Regions from separate parts of the Mus musculus genome. Here all the other regions are linked to region 1. Evidence: chromatin loops called from intact Hi-C (ENCODE). Cell type or tissue: heart. All regions are shown on one strand. Each heading gives the region's core, and the rest is flanking DNA. Links, peaks and the distances in the headings are about the cores only.

Region 1 (4,414 bases), core at 1,191-3,690:
TTATAAAGAGAAAAGGGTTGTGTTTGGCTTATGGTTCTGGACTGACCCATTCATTGGGACCAATGGTGAGGGTTCAAGATTGACTGATCCTATCACTTGGGGCCTCTGGTGACATGCTGTCAGGAGTATGTGTGGAACAAAGTGCTCACATTATAAGCTAGGCATCAGAGCAATGGTATTCCAGTCTCCCTTCAGATACCAGAAGAAGGCATCAGATGCCATTACAGATGGTTGTGAGCCACCATGTGGTTACTGGGAATTGAACTCAGGACCTCTGGAAGAGCAGTCAGTGCTCTTAACCACTGAGCCATCTCTCCAGCCCCTAGGGCTCATTTCTTAAAGCATCTTCCTCCTTTAATTGTTGTTGTTAGTGGTGTTTTTGTTGTTTTACTGTTTTACTTTATTTTTATTTTTTGGTTTTTTGAGATAGAGTTTCTCTGTGTAGCTCTGGCTATCCTGGAATTCACTCTGTAGACCAGGCTAGCCTTGAACTCAGAAATCTGCCTGCCTCTGTCTCCCAAGTGCTGGTATTAAAGGTGTGTGCCACCACTGCCTAGCTGTTGTTTTATTTTTTGAAACTGGGTCTCATGTGGCCTAGGCTGGCCTTAAAGTCACTATGTAGCAGTCTTGCTGGCCAGCTCTCAGTTTCATTCTTAACTTTCTTATGTTGTTCAGAATCACCAGCCCAGGGAATGGTGCCACCTATGGTGGACTGGGCACTCTGATATCAAACAACAGTCAAGATAGTCCCACACAGACAAGTCCAAAGGCCTATCTGGCTGGGTGGTCCCTCAATTGAGATTCCCTTCTGAGGTGACATTAGGCTGAGACAAGCTGACAGCTACACCTAAGTAGGACAGAGCAAATCCAATCACGGACCCAGTTCAGTAAACATTGCTCAAAATCAGTGACCCCCCGGAAGCAACGTTATGGAGCTGGACTCTAAGAAAGAACCCATGCACGTGTCAGAGGCTGTGAGAGACTGAAGGACACAGCCACCCCCCAGTGACAGTCTCCTTCCTACCTCAGGGTGATAAGGCAATGCCCAGTCAGGCTAAAGTGACAGGCGTCCTGCTGAGGTTCCCTTCTTCCATTGAAATGAACATCTTGCCTGCCTTCTTCCCCAGCACCGTGCCCCTTGCGTACTTTGAGAAGTGGGGACTCATTCATCCCCAGAGAGGGTTCCACACTAGAGAAGGCTCTAGGAAGCACCCATGTCCCAGCCTTCCAAGGCACTTGCCTTCCCCAGGGCACTGAGAGAAAGGGCAGTGGGGGTGGGGCAGAGCAGGAGACACAGCAGTGGAAGAAAAGTTAAATGAGGTAGAAGATGGAGCCTGAGAAGGAAACAAGAGTGCCTATGGGGTCCCTGAGGCCTCTCTTCTTTCATTCACATGGCAGGAAGCTTAGCAGAAAGTAGACTTCAGGTAGTGCAGGCCAGGAGAACCAGCTGGGTTCCCGACATGAGCAGTTACCACAGTCATCCAGGAATACTAAGGCCACTCACTGGCCTGGCTAAACTCCTCCTGGAGAGAGGCCAGGCAGTGAGGCCAGACTCCTGAGGGCCTTAAACCTTGTATTGAGGGGTCCTCTCTCCATGAGCTGTGGTTCCACCTAGCTCTGGGTGCACCGATGATTGCCATTCAGGATTTTCCTATACCTTATACCCTGACACCTCAAAAGGCCATGTATATTCTGAGGGACAGAAATCCAAACATTTACCATGGCCTGCACTCCTGAACGCCAAATTCCTTTCATCTGCCTGCTATCCACTGTTACAATGTCATACTGAGGACAAGGAGACCCGCTGTATTAGGGAGGGCTTCCCTCCCCCCAGTAAATTGGTCTGGGAGCTTCCTCATTGCTAGCTAGACTTTGTAGTTTGGGAAGGTGTTATGCCAATATGCCATAGGGGTAGCCAACCGCTTTCTGATTAGACCTGAGGCCTGTGACCCAGGAAGGAATTCATGTCTGACACTTTAAACCTGGTCTAAATCCCTGAGCTGGGGAAGTGACAGGCCCTGATGTAGGAGCTCAAGTTGTTTTGCTGAATGGATGTGATGTGGTCAAGAAACTGCCCTTGAAATATCGATGCTTATCTCTCACTGTGTTCTGCCAGAAAAGCTTCTGTTGTTTGTTTTGAGACAAGGTCTCTCTCTCTCTAGCTTTGGCAGCCCTGAAACTTGCTTTATAGACTGGGCTGGCTTTACGCTCAAGAGACCTACCTGTCTCTGCCACCAAAGTGATGGGATTAAAGGTGAGCGCCACCAGTCAGCCTAGAGAAGCTTACATTCAGGGCAGCAGTAACTGTGGACTCAGAATGAATGGCCATTTATTTATTCTGAGATAACTGGCACATCTGTGTCACCAGCGTGCTAAGGCTTGAGAAACAGCAGGGAAAAGAGGGCAGAATGTAAGAGCAGACGATGAAGTGGACTGTTGTCACTCTGGAACACACAGCACAAGGCCTGGACAAGAATGGGCCTGTCAACATCCTGGCATGGAGGAGGAGGGACACACAGGCTCCAGACTTGCCTGAGGTTGCCGGGGAGCGAGACATGAGTGTAGGCACATATACATATAAAAGATGAGTTGTAAGTTGGGCCCACCATCATCACATGGGGCCATGGAGAGCTATACCGGCCTGCAGCTAAGCCCAGGAGTGGCCACTGGGGGCCGCCACAGCCCTGAATGTGCTGCTCAGAGATTGACGCAGCCAGGCCTGGGGAAGAAGGCTCCGGACAGAGATGCGCCTGAGGGATGACATCATACACTGCTGACTTTTATGAATAAATGAAAAAGTTAGTTTTGATCCAATTCTAGGACAGCTCAAAGCCACCTCCCAGGTCTGGAAGAAACGGACTGAATTAAGCCTTAGACCCTACTCCAGCCAGGAGCTGAATATCCAAAGTGCCTACCCTGAGAGGAGCTGACTTTCACCAAGGAGGGCCCTCAGACGTCTTATCTGGAACCGTGCAGGCACAGACCCTTAATCCAGGGCTTCAGGTTGGAGGGAGGTGTTAATCCCAAGATTTGCAAAAGAAAAACCAGTTTCACAATTTTTGAGACAAATTTGAAGTAAGCTTTAATTAAATACTGACCAGGACCACCCTCTGGAATTCCCAGCAAATGGTGATGACACAGGATTGTAGGGTCTTCTTAAGGACAAACCCCTATTGCCATCGTGTTTCCCCATATGACATTGTTATTAAGAACTACAGCTCCCAGCATTCCAGGAAGTTAGCTGGTCCTTGGGGGGGGGGGGGTTACAGGTTAACTTTGGGTCTTACAAAGGGAGAAGAGTGTTGGAAATGTCTATTACCTGGACAGGTGGAGGTTGGTGTGTCGGCTGAGGGGTTCCCAATAGAGCAAGGCAGCCAGGAAGAGGATGAGGAGCCCTGGATTCTCGTTCGTGACTCGCAGTCCAAGCATGACTTCCCCTACACCCCTGGCCAGGCCCTGGTGGATGCCCTCTGCCTGCCTCCATACTACTAATGACTGATCCTGCAGAAGGGCCCCAGACATTCGGGAAATCCCACAGCTAGAGAGAGGCTATTCTGGTAGGTCAAGATCTTGCTGTCCTAGAAGGTTCCAGACATTGATGTGACCGTGAGTGATGGCTGAAGCAGGAGCCTAGGACCCAGCGCCCTCAGGGAAGGCAGGTTTGTCCCTCCTGACCCTTCCCATCCTGCCTCACAGCCACTCCCAGTGGCCTCAGTGAGACTTGCAGGGAAGGGAGGGTCCCACCTCCAGGATGGCAGGCCGGCCTGCCTGCCCACTGTCCCCTCACCTCCAAGTACTTCAGAGCCTTGTCAGCAACACTAGGGTCTGAGAAGCAGCCAGCCCAGAGTGGGGTGAGGTTGGAGGGATAAAACTCCAGGTTCTTCCTCTTTTCCAAGTCGTAGTTGAACCAGGCACCCTTCTGCTCTTCCCACAGGATGGCCAAGCGCTGGGCCTGCAGGTTCCCGTTCATCTGGCTTTGGTAGCCTCTGTATGGTTCTGCCTTTAGTCTCAACGGGCATCGCTCTGCTCTTGGGTAATAAGGAAACTTTATCCTTTAGTAATTTCTAGAACAAAAGGGATCATCTCCTATCTCCACATCCTGCAGGAGCCTCCCAGACCCCAGGAAGGTCCAGCCAGCCCTGACATCACCAGGATGCTGAGTCTATCTGCTGTATCCCGTGGGTGTATCAGAGACTCACGTCATGCTGTGCTATCTTCTGTCTCACTGACAGTAATGGTTGCTGCAGAAGGTGGTCCTGCGTGCAGCAGTTCTGAAGGACTGTCTTACCTTTTTTGTCCTCTGAAGTCCTTATTATACTGCTTAGAATAAAATCTACTAGTTGTCCGATTGCTTCTTTTATTGTTTGTTTATTTTGTGTGAGGTGTGTGCAGCACACACGTGAGGGTGAGTATG
Region 2 (4,414 bases), core at 744-3,243, 170 kb after region 1:
CTCCCTCTACTGGCCAACTAGGGGAGACGTCGTGCTTCTGTGTGTGTCTGCATCAGGAGGGATGTCACAGGTGTGCCAGCGAGTGTCCATGTCAGCTTTTGCCGGTAAAAGTGTGACATGGGCGTAAGTGTATGAAGGTGCCTGTTTCTGACACGATGTCGCTGTGCCAGCACGGCTCGAAACTGTTTCTGGAAGCTGTACTCACAACCGCATCTTGTACTTTTTGGACAGTGTGGAGCGGGCGCCCAGGACTGGGACTGCTTGTTTTCAGAGATTAGCCATCTTTCTGTTTCTATAGTGATCCGAATGCACAAATAATGCTGGCACTCCTCTCCAGCGTGCACTACCCCGAGTAGGTGGACGCCGGTCAAGGGAAGTTATGTGGAAGAGGCTCAATATTCTGAGGACCCAAGAAAGGGTTAACTTCAAGCCCCACAGTAACTTCAATCATTGGCTCGGGGCACTGCCTGTCAGAGTTCTGAGGGTGGGGTTTTCGAGGCTGCAGTCAGATTGCCCAGAGCCCCTCACTAGTCACTAGTCCCTGGAATCCCCCTCCTGTCACCATCATCATCTTCATCCGACCACTGGGCTTTGCCCCACACTGTGCGTAGCTTGATGGAGACACCTTTCTGGGCCCTGGATGAGGCGCGGATCCGGGCTTGATGGAGACACCTTTCTGGGCCCTGGATGAGGCGCGGATCCGGGCATCCTGGCTTACCCACTCTCTCCAGCAGCCTGGCTTCCTGATAGATGGTGATTATTATATAATAGACTCTCTGGACAGAGGCGTGCCAGCGCTGGGAACATTGCCCCTCCTTGAAGTATGCCTTAGGGCCTGGCATCTGCCGAACCCACCTTACCGCCCAGCTGTGCCGACGTCCCCGGCACCGCCTCCTTCCGGGAGCGGGAGACCCCAAGAGCCACCTTCCCTGGTGGCCAGAAGCCGAGTCCTGGGACAGGGCGGGCCCAGGCCGGGAGTCAGGCCGGCGCCCCGCAGGTCTCTGGGTCGGCCGGCAGAGTGAGGCTTTACCAGCGCCTCGCTAGGATTGTGGAGTCCACCTGGCCCCTCCAACCTGAACTTGGAATTTGGGAACCAACAGAGGTGGGGCTAGGGGGCGCTGGGGCCAGGGTCGGAAAGGGAAAGGAGTTTGGAAAGCTGCGAGGACAGGAAACTCCAAGCTGGACCAGGGGGCCGGCAGGGGCAGAGGGGGGAGGGACTCTTATCCTGACAAGGCTCCCGCCTTCTCCGACTGGAGGGTTTGGAAAAACTGAGCAGGCAGCCAAGGCTTGGCTGGAAATCTTGCAGCCCACCCTCCTGGGGACACAAAGCTGAAGGGCGGGGGCAGGGCGGGGGGGGGGAAGAGAGCGCGACCCCGGGGAGGGCAGGGCCCCTTTTGGGGCTGGGGGCCCAGGGCCAGGTCCCTGGGGAGGGGGTTCCAGGCGCTGTCTCCCTGCAGTCTGCTTCCCCCAGCTCCTTGCTTTCCCCCTCCCCCCTCCTCCCCCCTCTACGGCTCCAGTCTTGCGGATTGCGGGCAGACTTAACTCCTAGCGTGCCAGTCTGATGGACTTGGAAGTGGTGACACTTGATTCGCGAAGGAGGGAGGGAGGGACTCCGGACCCCACTCCCACAGTTTAACTCGTTAAGGCCCGGAACGCAATCCCGGAACTTCGGCTGATCTGATCCCTGAAAGGCTGCCAGTAACAGGAGAAACGACACGCAAAGCGGGTACCTGAAAGCTGCCGAAAGCCATCCGCTTTCGAACCCTGTCTTAACTGCCTACCTCCTGCTCCCATCCTGTCGTCTTCCCTTCACTGGTGGGCTACCTTCCTCCCTCCCTCTGGCTGAAGCCCTTGACAGATAAATGGCTGCAGGGAGGCGGAAGTCTGGATTTTGAAGCTACGTGAACAGTCTCCACTAAAGCTTGTCCCAGGGGTTCCAGCGCAGTGACCACCCCACTTGGCTTTCACTGCTTAGAAAAGAGACCTACTCATCTGAACCAGAGAACTCTATAGCCTCTCCAGCTAGGACAAGGACAAGGGTCTGAGTTTCTGGAAACCATGACTTCACTCCCACCCCCGGACTGGACACCCTCCCTCCGATCAAAATTGGCCCCCAGTTCTACTAAGAACGACTCCATCTCGGGGAGGTACTTCAGATTAGGCAGGAAGTGGTTAACAGAGCGCTAGGTGAAAGCCAGGTGAGGCACTGCCCATCTTGGCCTCAGGTGAGAGTAGGTGGGGTCTTGGAGGAATACTGACCTTAAGGGTTGTTTTTACTGTCCCCTAGTGGTTATGTCTGGCTTAACACCCACTTGCTAAAATAAAGTATCCTCGCTGGAGATGTAGACTGGCTAGAGAACGCCTCCGAGATATGGAAGAAGTCCCCCACAATCTTTGCCCTGCAATCCCCGCTCATCGGGCGGTTTCAGCCGTTTCCAGATCTGCACGGTAGGGTTCGCCTTATGGCACTCAAGTGCAGCGCTACAGAGCAGAAGGCGGAGGTCTCTCCTCCGAGGTCCTCCACCTAATAGAGGGGATCAGAAGGAAGAACCTCCCCTTTGCTACTTCCTCTTTTGTGCCCTAGGTCTTCTCTGACCTCCTAGGCTCGGCATCGAATGCAAATTCAGCACTAGATTCCAATCTCCTCAGTTTCTCTTCACCTTCATTTCCCGCTGGCCAAGTTGTCTGTCTTCTGGATGTCTCCACTTTGAAGGATCTAGCAGCTCAGTCACTTCCGCCTCCTGGCAAGGCTGGGACTCTCTTTGCAGAAGCCTGCGGGGAGCAAAAGCCAAGGGTTTAGAAAGGCCGGTATCTCATCCTTTCAGAGTTCTGAGAGTGGCTTGTTTGTATTGCTGGCGACTGAACCTGAACCTAGTCTCTCAGTGCTAGGCAACACTTTACCACTGAGCCAAATCCCTAGCCCTCTTCTTCCTCTCTAAAAATTGAAAAAGATTCTCCCTAAAGTTGCCCGAGATAGCCTTGAACTCACTCTAGCCCAAGCAGGCCCTGAACTTGGAAACCTCTTGTCTCATCCTATCAAGTAGCTGGGTTCTGGCTTCCGCCATCATAGCCAGCTCTTCTTGTGAGTTTTGATAACTCAGTCGTCGTCGTCGTCTTCTTCTTCTTCTTCTTCTTCTTCTTCTTCTTCTTCTTCTTCTTCTTCTTCTTCTTTTGGACTCCTTTTCTGACTAACCCTTCCTTCTTAGTCATTCAATAAATATTTACTGAAGACCTACTATTTTCCAAGCACTGGACTGGACACTAGATTTATATTGGTGATATGACAGGTATGGTCCCTTGTCTTTACACAGCCAACAGTCTAGCTAGGGGCAGACAAGATGCTGACAATTACAATTCAGTATGAGGGTGACTTAGGCTGCTCCCAGGAAAGATCCTTGAGCTAAGCATGACCAGGAAGCATCATCTTGACTTCTGTGGAACTCAGGGAGACAGTATACATCTGCTAGAAGCCGTAGCAGGAGAGTTCTGCCAGAGAGACTTCTGAGGTTGCCCTCTCTATGTTCTTCAAGGAAATAATAAATTCTCCCAAGGAAAGACTGGTCTGAAAGGTCCCGGCCTAATCACTTTTCAGGCCTGTTTCTTCAAATGTTAAAAAAGAAAAAGAAAAAAAGACGGCCAGTGGGTAAAGGTGCTTGTTGCTAAGTCTGACGACCTGAGCTCCATCCCAGAGACCCGCATGGCAGAAGGAGAGAAGTCTCACACACTGTTCTATGGCATGCGTGTGGAGACAGGACCTCCCACCCCCATGCCCAAATAAATAAAAATGTTACAGAGAAGATTAGCAGGGCCCCTGCACAAAAATGACACACAAATTCTTAAGGCATTCCTCTCCCCCAAACCCGAGGACAGAGTTCCTCTGTGTAGGCCTGCCTGTCCTGAAACTTACTCTGTAGACCAGGCTGACCTCAGACTTAGAGATCTGCCTGCCTCTACCTTCTGAGCCTGGAACATTCCATTTAAAGAAAAGAAAAAAATTGGGTGAATTTAATTGCAAGTGCATCTCTATTATTATTTATATTTATCTTGAGATTGTATTTGTTCTTGTGGGTGTTTTGTCTCCATGTGTCTGCACACTACTTTGTGTGCAGTGCCCATAGACACCAGAAGAGGGCATCAGATCTCCTGGAACTGGAGTTACAGGCATTGTAAGCTTCCACCTGGGTGCTAGGAAATACACCCATGGCCTCTGGAAGAGTCGCCACTACTCTAAAGCCACTGAGCCATCCTTACAGGTCCATAAGTGCGTCATCACCCTGAAGAAAACAATTCAGGAATGGACTTGGGTTGACTTGGCTGTTGGTTGGTTTCGTCTGTTGTTTGGGGGGAAGAGGCCTTGTTATTATGCAGGCCTGACTGAGCTGGTATTCACTATATAGCCCAGGCTGGCCCCAGG
Region 3 (4,414 bases), core at 1,085-3,584, 200 kb after region 1:
ATGAGTGTGTGTGTGTGGATGAGTGTGTGTGTGCACATGTATGAGTGTGTCTGTGTATGTATGATTATATGTGTGTGTCTGTGTGTGTGTATGAGTATGTGTGTCTGTGTGTGTGTATGAGTATGTGTGTCTGTGTGTGTGGATGAGTATGTGTGTCTGTGTGTGTGGATGAGTGTGTGTGTGGATGTGTATGAATATGTGAATGTGAGAGTGCATGTGTGTGTGTCTGTGTGTATACGAGTATGTGTGTGCATGTGGATAAGTGTGTGTGTGTGTGTATGAGTATGTGTGTGTGTCTGTGTATGAGTGTTTACACCAATACAGCATCTGCTAACTCCAAATGTGAGTCTGTGTCTCTGCGTTACCTGTAAGCGTCATAGGAAGTTTTACGAAACCATGAGATGGCTCAACAGGTAAAAGCTCTTGCCACCATGCCTGACATTTTGGTCCCCAGAAGCCACATTATGAAAGGAGAGAGCCAATGCCCACAACTTGCCCTCTGACCTCCACATAGACACTGTGGCACACATATGGGCACACATATAAAATAATAAATGCAACTTTAAATTTTTGAAAGAAATTAAGTTTCGGGTTTTACCTCAGACCCACTGTATCAGAAGCTACATCTGAACCAGTTTCCTGATCGTCCATTGCACAGTAAATTTGGAGATCGTCTGGTGAGAGTTCCTCCTGCTCCCAGCCGGAGCCCCCAGGTTCTGTTGTCTTCTACCCCCTACACACATTGCAGACTTTAAGTCCACCCAGCATGGGGGAAAGGACAGAACCCCATCAGCCCTTCAGTGGCCCCCACTTTTCCACTAGGACCTTTCTCTGGGGTTGGGGAAAATGGGTGGTTCCTGGAGCAGACCCTGACGGTCTGAGCTCAGGTCCTATCGAGTTCACCTAGCTGAGACACCCACACCCCTGCAGCCACTTTGCAGTGACAACCTGAGTCTCAGGTTCTGCATCTATAAAAAGCAGTGCCTTTCAGGAGGGCATGCAGAGCCCCCTGGCCAGCGTCTAGAGGAGAGGTGACTGAGTGGGGCCACGTCACTCGTCCATGGCTGGAGAACCTCCATCAGTTCTCCCAGTTAGCCTGGGGCAGGAGAGAACCAGAGGAGCTGTGGCTGCTGATGGTGTTTCTTCCCCAACTGTTGTCCCAGGCATCGAACCCCAGAGCGACCTGCACACAGTCCACCGCTGAGCCACACCCCAGCCCTCCACCTCCTCTGCTCCTGGTTACAGGATTGTTTTTGTCTTGAAGGGTTTTGTTGTTGCTACTTTTTGCTTTGTTTTTGTTTTTGCTTTTTTTTTTTTTTTTTTTTAACATAAGGTTTCTCTTTGTAGCCCTAGCTGTCCTGGAACTCACTCTGTAGACCAGGCTGGCCTCAAACTCAGAAATCCACCTTCCTCCCAAGTGCTGGGATTAAAGGCATTCGCCACCATCGCCCAGCCCCTGGTCTTGTTTCCTAAGGTTTTCCTGCTTTACTCGCTACCCGTTGCACAACCGCTTGCTGTCCAAGTCTGTTTGTATCTACTCCACTGCCCACTAGCCTTGCTGGACTGGACCTGCGTTTACCTGGAAGCCTTCACTAACTTCCCTTGTCTCCACCTTCTGGAGAAATCTGAAGGCTCACACTGATACCCTCCGCTTCTCCCAGAGTCGCAGTTTCTTAGGCCTCAGTTAAATACTAGAATTGGATCTCAGGCTCTGCTATCCCCACCCTACCTAACCAACCCCCTCCTCTCCCATCCTTACTAGCCAAAGCCCTTTCAACCCTTGGGGCTTTTCCTACACCTACACACCAGGGCAATTTTAGAACTCATGGCTCTCCTAGGAAAACGCCTACCTCCTTGGAGACAGCACCCTCTACAGTCCAGGAGGCAGACACTCAGACAGAGGAACTCTGTCCTTCAGTCGCGGGAGTTCCAGAAAGAGCCATACTCCCCTGCAGCTAACTAAGCTGCCAGGACCCAGCCAGAGCATCCCCCTTTAGGCCCGAGGGCCAGCTCCCCAGCCTGAAAAACCTGTCTGGGGCCCCTCCCTGAGGCTACAGTGCCCAAGGGGCAAGTTGGACTGGATTCCCAGCAGCCCCTCCCACTCCGAGACAAAATCAGCTATCCTGGGGCAGGGCCTCATTGGCCCCAGGAAACCCCAGCCTGTCAGCACCTGTTCCAGGATCCAGTTCCCAGCGCAGTATGGCATCCACACTGCCTGTCCAGACCTTGCCCCTGATCCTGATTCTGCTGGCTGTCCTGGCTCCGGGGACTGCAGGTCTCTATTGCTGGTGGGAGCGAGGAGGGTTTCAGAGCGCTAGACAGGGAGCATTGTCTCCCCAGGGCTCTCAAGGACAGAATGTTGGTCTAGCTGGTTGGGGTTGAGAGTTACTAGTGGTAGGGATCAGGTGACAAATTCCTGGGCTTCTTCCAGATCCAGGAGTCAAGAAATTTGGGTAAGTGTCCAAGGTTTGTGTGAGTTGGGCGAGACTGGGGACTGACTGGGTGCCATGGTCTAGTCTGGGTGCCATGGTCTAGTCTGGCTCCCAAACAGCGCGGCGTACCCACCATCTGCAGCTCAAGCCTGCCATCTGGTGGTCAGATCCACACGCTCCTCTTCTGTCTCTGCACCCTTAGCAATGACCACCCACCCACCCCGCCAGCTCTGAGTTAAGAGGGGGCTAACTCCTGAGTTCCCTCTCGGCTCCCTAACAGACTTCAACATCTCAAGCCTCTCTGGTCTGCTGTCTCCGGCGCTAACAGAAAGCCTGTTAATTGCCTTGCCCCCATGTCACCTCACGGGAGGTAATGCCACATTGATGGTCCGGAGAGCCAACGACAGCAAAGGTAGACCTCCCTTGTACCCATTTATTCTACTCGTCGTAACCCCTCTTAACGATACCCAAGAGCTGCCCGTTCTACAAGAGTGGACTGCTAGAAATCTGATCTTGCCTTTCACTCCTATTTCCCCTCAGTGGTTAAGTCAGACTTTGTGGTGCCTCCATGTCGCGGGCGCAGGGAGCTTGTGAGCGTGGTGGACAGTGGGTCTGGCTACACCGTCACAAGGCTCAGCGCATATCAGGTGACAAACCTAACACCAGGAACCAAATACTAGTAGGTACCGATGGACACCTGTGGAGGTGGGATGCAAAAAAGGGAAGTGGAGGTCCCGTGAGGGTGGGGAAGTGCCAGGAAGCATGAGTTAGAGAGGGCACAGCTAAAGGGTAGGAAATGTGAACCTGGACCCCAGGAGGGCCCAGATGGGACACATAGCTAGAAGGTGGAGGCTGGAACCCCTCCTCCCGAGTGCCAGATACGTACAATCTCTGCTTTCTCTCAACTCCTGCCTCTAAAGCATATCCTACCGAGTACAGAAGGGGACATCCACCGAGTCCAGTCCAGAGACTCCCATGTCCACGCTTCCTCGTAAGTAAAATGCCCGTCTCTCACACTTCCCTAAGCTCCGACTTTTTTCTCCTAGAGCAAGTTAGATAAACTGTTTTCTGAGCGCTCAGTCGCTCTCTCTCCCCCGCCCCAACCCCCCAGTATTTGGTATGGCCACCTCCTGTCCTGTTCAATCATCTCTGCACTAGAGGTTCCTTGTGCAGAGGGATGATGTCCTCCTTGGTGGCTCCTAAGTGTTGCTGTGAGGGGGGTCTATGTTTGCTTGACTGGTTGGCTGGATGACCAGTTGAACTGATGCTGGCGGCTACTTGGATGGCTGGGCTAAGCTGTGAACCACAGGAGCTACCTAGGAACCCCTTCAACTCACAGAGGTTCTCCCATCTTCTTCTGACAGGAAAAAACATGGAGTCTATTGGGTTAGGAATGGCCCGGACAGGAGGGATGGTGGTCATCACAGTGCTGCTGTCTGTGGCCATGTTCCTGTTGGTCGTGGGTCTTATTGTTGCCCTGGCACTGGGTGCCCGCAAATGAGAAGGGCTCTCCTGCATCCCAGGCTCCTCCAAGAAGTCCAGCCTGCCTCCTGCCAGGCTGTAGTCACTGGCTTCTCAGTGGCTTTTCTTCCCTCTCCCCGCCCCCTCCTCGAGTCCACTCCTGACAGTGCCCCCTCCCTGCTCCCTGTCTCACCTTGCAGCACTCCCTGCTAGCCCCACTGCAATCCTGCCAACACTGATTTATCTCTTAACTGTACTTAATTCTCACAATAAAGGCTGACCCACGTAGTATGTCTCATCTCCGACCATGTCTATGTGAGTCACCCCTTTAGCTGGTCCTCTTATGCACATATCAAAAGTACCAATGTCAAGGTCACGTGCATGTCATTCTCTCTATCCCCAAACCCCAAGGGTGACTTTTCCCAGGAGGGAGGCAAGCAGAGGCAGAGATAATGAAAGCCCTCCAAGCCCCAGACCTAGGGCTTGGGTTTTGCATCCTGCACTCAGTAGATGACCCAAGC
Region 4 (4,414 bases), core at 1,223-3,722, 150 kb after region 1:
GTGTGTGTGTGTGTGTGTGTGTGTGTGTATGTGTGTGAATTTACTGTCTAAATGACCCAGCCAAGGGGAAGGTAGGGAGGACATAGTAGTAACTGATGATTCAAACCACAGACAGATTTTCATCTTACCCCACGATTCACTAACTGTGGTTTTACAAAACAGCATTTGTTTAAGCCTCAGTTTCTTCATCTACAAAATGCAAACACTACTCATCTCCCACGTGCCCTGCCCAAGGACAAGTCCTTTTAAAAACATGGGTACTACGCCACAAAGCAAAACATCAGTTTCAACAAGAGTCAGAAAGGCTTTCACAAATGATCAACGCAAGACTTCGGTCACCTCTGATGACCAAGAATCTCACGGAGGTGTTCCCATCAACAACATGCATACACACGGATGGATGCAGGTGAGATGAACACAGTTTGCAAGGCACGTGAGAAAGGGCATTTGCTTCTGCACCCTCTCTGAACACGAGACAGTCCTTTTGGATTTTGCAGGGGAAGGGCATACATATTGCACACATTCAGTTTAAGGGCACAGGGCACATATGGAGCTCAACAGAGAACACTAAGTGTTGGCTCTCAGACTTTATCATGCACACCACGTTAGCTGGACAATGACAATGAGCTTCCAGAGAACCTGGCTGCTCTGCTTTGAAAGTCCCATCACTGGGCTGATTATAGGCAGGTACCACTGTACCTGGCTTCCTGTGTGGGTTCTGGGAATCCGAAACCTTGCAAGGCAAGTTTCTCCCAACTGAGCCACCTACCCAGCCCTCTTTTTTGGATTTTTACAGATTAATCATTAGTCACATTTAATTAAACCATTAGCTTCAGGTGATCAATTTGACTTTCAGCCCCACTCCTTTGACGAGGATGGAATGTAGGGCTGAAAGCCCCAAACCTCTATCCTGCTTTGATTTTCCCAGTCACCAGGTTCCATCTAGAAGCTACCTCAGGACTGCCAGACACACCAGTCGATACAGCATTAAACAAAACAGAACAACAAAAAACCACTTATCCCTCTGGAGCTTCCCAGGAAACAAGAGAAGACCAAATATATGTTTCACAATATCACAGACTCACATACTCGGAACAGCCGAATATTCCTCAGGAGCAAGACAAATTTCGCTCCTCGGTCACAAGCCTGGCATTCCGTTCTCACATAGATAAGACCCACGACTGGTCTTCAGTGGTTTTAGGTGAGGCAGAGATCCATGGTCATACCAAGAAAAAACAAGTTAAAGCCTCCGGACTACAAACAGCAAGTGCCAGCACTTCCCAAAATCACAAGAACTTGACCAAGGTGGCAGACACCAGAGGCCTAGAGTATAAATCAGAGCACACAACAGGCTCCTACAGGCTACGGAGAGGGAAGCAGAGTTTATCACAAGAAGGAATTTTCTAGTACCCTAACAGCAATACAAGCTAGCACTGTTCAAAGTATGTCACATGCCTGGACTCAACTTTCTCCTTGTGCCAAATCTATATGACAAAGATCACTTCTATAGATGAGCAATCAGAACTCCTTTCTCAAGTTTACAGTCCCTGGGATGTAAGTAAAGGCGCCTGGGCTCTGAGCCTGTCTCATTGACAGCTACCTCAGTCTGCCTTGCTGTGTGAAGAATTCAGTTGCATGGTTGAATGCTGCTGAATGACACAGTGACACAAGACTATAATCCCAGCACTTGGGAGCTATAGGCAAGAGGGTTAGAAGGTCAAGGCCAGCCTCATCTATACAGTAAGCCTGAGGCTAATCTGTACTACATGAAACCTGGTCTTCACTGAATTGCATTCCATCTAAAAGAGGCTGGTCAAGGGATCTTAGCTATTTCTTATCGCTCTGTATCTTTCAAAGTTTCTCCAATGACACGGGATAATGTTACAGACACAAATTCGGGGAGACAGGAGGGTTCTGGTCCCAGGAAGCAGTGACAGATTCTACCACTCAAGCATCCATACTGAGACTGAACATAGCTCATACAGCACTAGTTAGTCACATGGGGCCTTGGCAGTCCCAGCCAGTTGTAGAGACTTCTTACAGGACACTGGTCAGTAGGGTCTCCTCATTCCCTCTTGCTGACTGTTTCCTCCACTGTGACAGTCATCATTACACTTTCTTCATGGGCAGCTGTGAGGACTAAACTCAGTAGCAAATGTATCTTTCTTCTCCTTTCCTTAACTCCTGCCTGTAAGCAGCACACAATTTAAGCTCTGGCTAGCTTCTCACATGCTTAGTTAGGTTGGAAGCACCAAGGATGTCTCGGGCCTCAAGCACAGAAGGATGGATTGGAATGAGAGAAATGGCTATGAATCCTAGAAATGCATCATGAGCATTTTCTGAGTGTCATTTAGAGACTGGAGAAAGGAACCAGGGACACAATTAAGGGTCAGTTCACACCTAGGCTTAGCAAGGCTTTGCAAAGCCAAGCTAACAGATTCCCATCTTCCTGCCCATCCTCCACTGACCGGTAGGTGGCAGCATAGGCCATGAAATCTGTTAGATGTGTAGGTGAGTTGTCCGGAAAAGGGATTACCTGAGAGACCTTCGACAGAGGGAGGGAGAGGGGAAGGGAAAGAGAGAGGGAGGGTGGCGAGGGTGTGAGCAGCACTCACACTATAGATAAGGAAAAAGTCCAAAGTAGGGCTGAAGAAGAGCCTGGGCTCCTAGTCCTTGCCATTTCTTGAACAATCCCCTAAAGCCCAAGGTAAGCTCCCTCAGGACGGACACACACACACACACACACACATACCAGGGGAAGGGCACCATGAGGCACAGCATCAATGGGCACTCACTGTGGGCGGCCGCAATGGGCTTGTCGTCCTCCTCGCTGTCTGGCCCAGAGCACCATTCGTCCCCACTGTACGGCTGCTTCCGCTCCAGCACACACCTCCGTTTACTCCGGGGTGCCACCTCTGCCCAGGCAGGATACAGGCAGGCAGAGTAAGAAAGTATGGCAATGTGGCCTAGTCCTTCCACATGCAGAGGCCCTCCCAGACCATTCTCCAGAGTGCCCCACCCGAAAGGGCACTGCCCAGACCACGGTGGGCACTTTGCCAGTCCTTGGTCCCCACCACACCACCATTTGTTTCTGATTTCTTTTTCTAACCCTGGCTGCCTGTCTCCCCTCCCCCCCCACCCAGCACAGCATAGTCCCAACCACAACTGGTTCTAATTAGGGCTGGGGGGGGGGGGGCAGGGAGGAGCCACTGTGACTCTTCCAGGCCCCAGTGCCTGTTCCCAAAAGGCTCCCACCAGCCAGGACATCAGGAAGCTTTAGGGATGATGTGGGTAGGGGGTGGATCTTCACCCCAGACACCTCCCTCTTCAATGTGGGGGCTACAGGAGTATTATCACTCTGCTGTCAGGCCCTTCTCTGAGTGCCACTCTAGCCAGCCCCGCTCTGGAATGAACTGGTTGACTGATGGGTAGACGTAAGAGAAAGTTACTACAAACAATACATGTTGGGTGGCAACACAAGGATGAGACTCGAGTAAGGGCTGGTCTCTGAGCAGTTTGGGTCTCGCTCACTCGGGGCTGTAGATGATGTTGAAGTCTAGAGGTGAGGGAATACAGTATACAGTACCTTTGGCCTCTGAATCGAGGGATGGAGTCCCAGCTTCCCGCTGCTCTCCAGAGTCCACAGACACACTCCTCTCGCGCTTCACCTTGCCCTTGAGTGAGCTGAAAGGAGACACTCCTGCCTGGGGGTTCTTCAGACTTGAGTTGCTAGGTGAGATCTGGTTGGCCTTGGCCCCATGGCTCCCCGCCCCCACGCCCTTGGAGCCCAGGTTGCAGGTGGGTCCTTGGTTCACATTCTGGTGCTGGGATTGGGCCCCTCCATTCCCTGTCTTGCCATGATTGGTCAGTTTATTTTCTGGGTGCATTGGCTTGGCTGGGGCAGGGGGGCAGTGGCCCCGAGGGGACAGCGGTGGACTCCCTGGAGCCTCTCTCCTCCTGGGGTGGGGTAACCTGGGGAAAGGGAGGAGAAACAGGAAAGATTAATCCTGCAAGGCATCAGGCATGCCTGGACTTTAGCTCTCTCCTAACAATGCAGGGGGTGGTGAGGTGCTATCTGGAGACCACCTGCTATTCCCTACCTCTGTGCAGTTCCTCAGATAAGAGCAGAGCTCTGTCCACCTGGGGGAGTGGCGATGGAACAGTGTTCCTTATCTTCTAGGCTCAACTCAAATGGAAACCCTGGGCTTTGACTTGGCAGAATCTATCTACCTTCAGCCCCAGGATCCAGCGCTTCCACTAAAGCCCTTTCTCCCTAGCATCTGATGGATTCTTCGCACCTTCTAGGGTTTAAGACTCCTTTCCAAGGCCCCAGACCTCAACTACGCTGTGCCCTGACAACTAGCTGAGAAGGGCCACAGGACCTGTGAGTCACTGCTCAAGCCCGAGCCCTATT

Evidence for each region. Hi-C counts contacts between places; a loop is a spot of excess contacts. Peaks named below come from ENCODE experiments on the same cell type or tissue, not always from the same donor. Only the 100,000 strongest peaks of a DNase experiment are listed, where the experiment ranks them.
Region 2: it touches region 1 in a loop (3-fold over the local background); 4 of 42 quality-filtered maps call a loop at or near these places.
Region 3: it touches region 1 in a loop (7-fold over the local background); 27 of 42 quality-filtered maps call a loop at or near these places.
Region 4: it touches region 1 in a loop (3-fold over the local background); 16 of 42 quality-filtered maps call a loop at or near these places.

The regions. Positions count from the first base shown.
Region 1 is chr9:44,650,501-44,654,914 of GRCm38, reverse strand. No RefSeq gene overlaps it. Among named protein-coding and RNA genes, the nearest start is that of BC049987, 20 kb to the left of the region's middle. In heart, for the core only: a CTCF peak has its summit at 2,673 (motif pointing right); a DNase peak (open chromatin) is centred at 2,634; H3K27me3 peaks cover 279 bases.
Region 2 is chr9:44,475,853-44,480,266 of GRCm38, reverse strand. Gm22540 (a small nuclear RNA gene) reads left to right here and starts at 3,752; the gene lies at 3,752-3,856. In heart, for the core only: CTCF peaks have their summits at 890, 1,103 and 2,285 (motif pointing left); DNase peaks (open chromatin) are centred at 826, 1,226, 2,286 and 2,526; H3K4me3 peaks cover 2,136 bases; H3K27ac peaks cover 2,072 bases.
Region 3 is chr9:44,452,492-44,456,905 of GRCm38, reverse strand. Upk2 (uroplakin 2) reads left to right here and starts at 2,139. Exons shown (of 5, transcript NM_009476.2): 1 at 2,139-2,275; 2 at 2,713-2,844; 3 at 2,973-3,111; 4 at 3,353-3,423; 5 at 3,797-4,191. The coding sequence starts at 2,200. The coding sequence ends at 3,933. In heart, for the core only: CTCF peaks have their summits at 1,877 (motif pointing left) and 2,589 (motif pointing left); a DNase peak (open chromatin) is centred at 2,525; H3K27ac peaks cover 400 bases; H3K27me3 peaks cover 1,990 bases.
Region 4 is chr9:44,500,303-44,504,716 of GRCm38, reverse strand. It overlaps Bcl9l (B cell CLL/lymphoma 9-like), which reads right to left. Exons shown (of 9, transcript NM_030256.3): 3 at 3,587-3,972; 4 at 2,796-2,915. Among named protein-coding and RNA genes, the nearest start is that of Bcl9l, 3.4 kb to the right of the region's middle. In heart, for the core only: a CTCF peak has its summit at 2,458 (motif pointing right); DNase peaks (open chromatin) are centred at 2,526, 3,106 and 3,316; H3K4me3 peaks cover 354 bases; H3K27ac peaks cover 1,053 bases.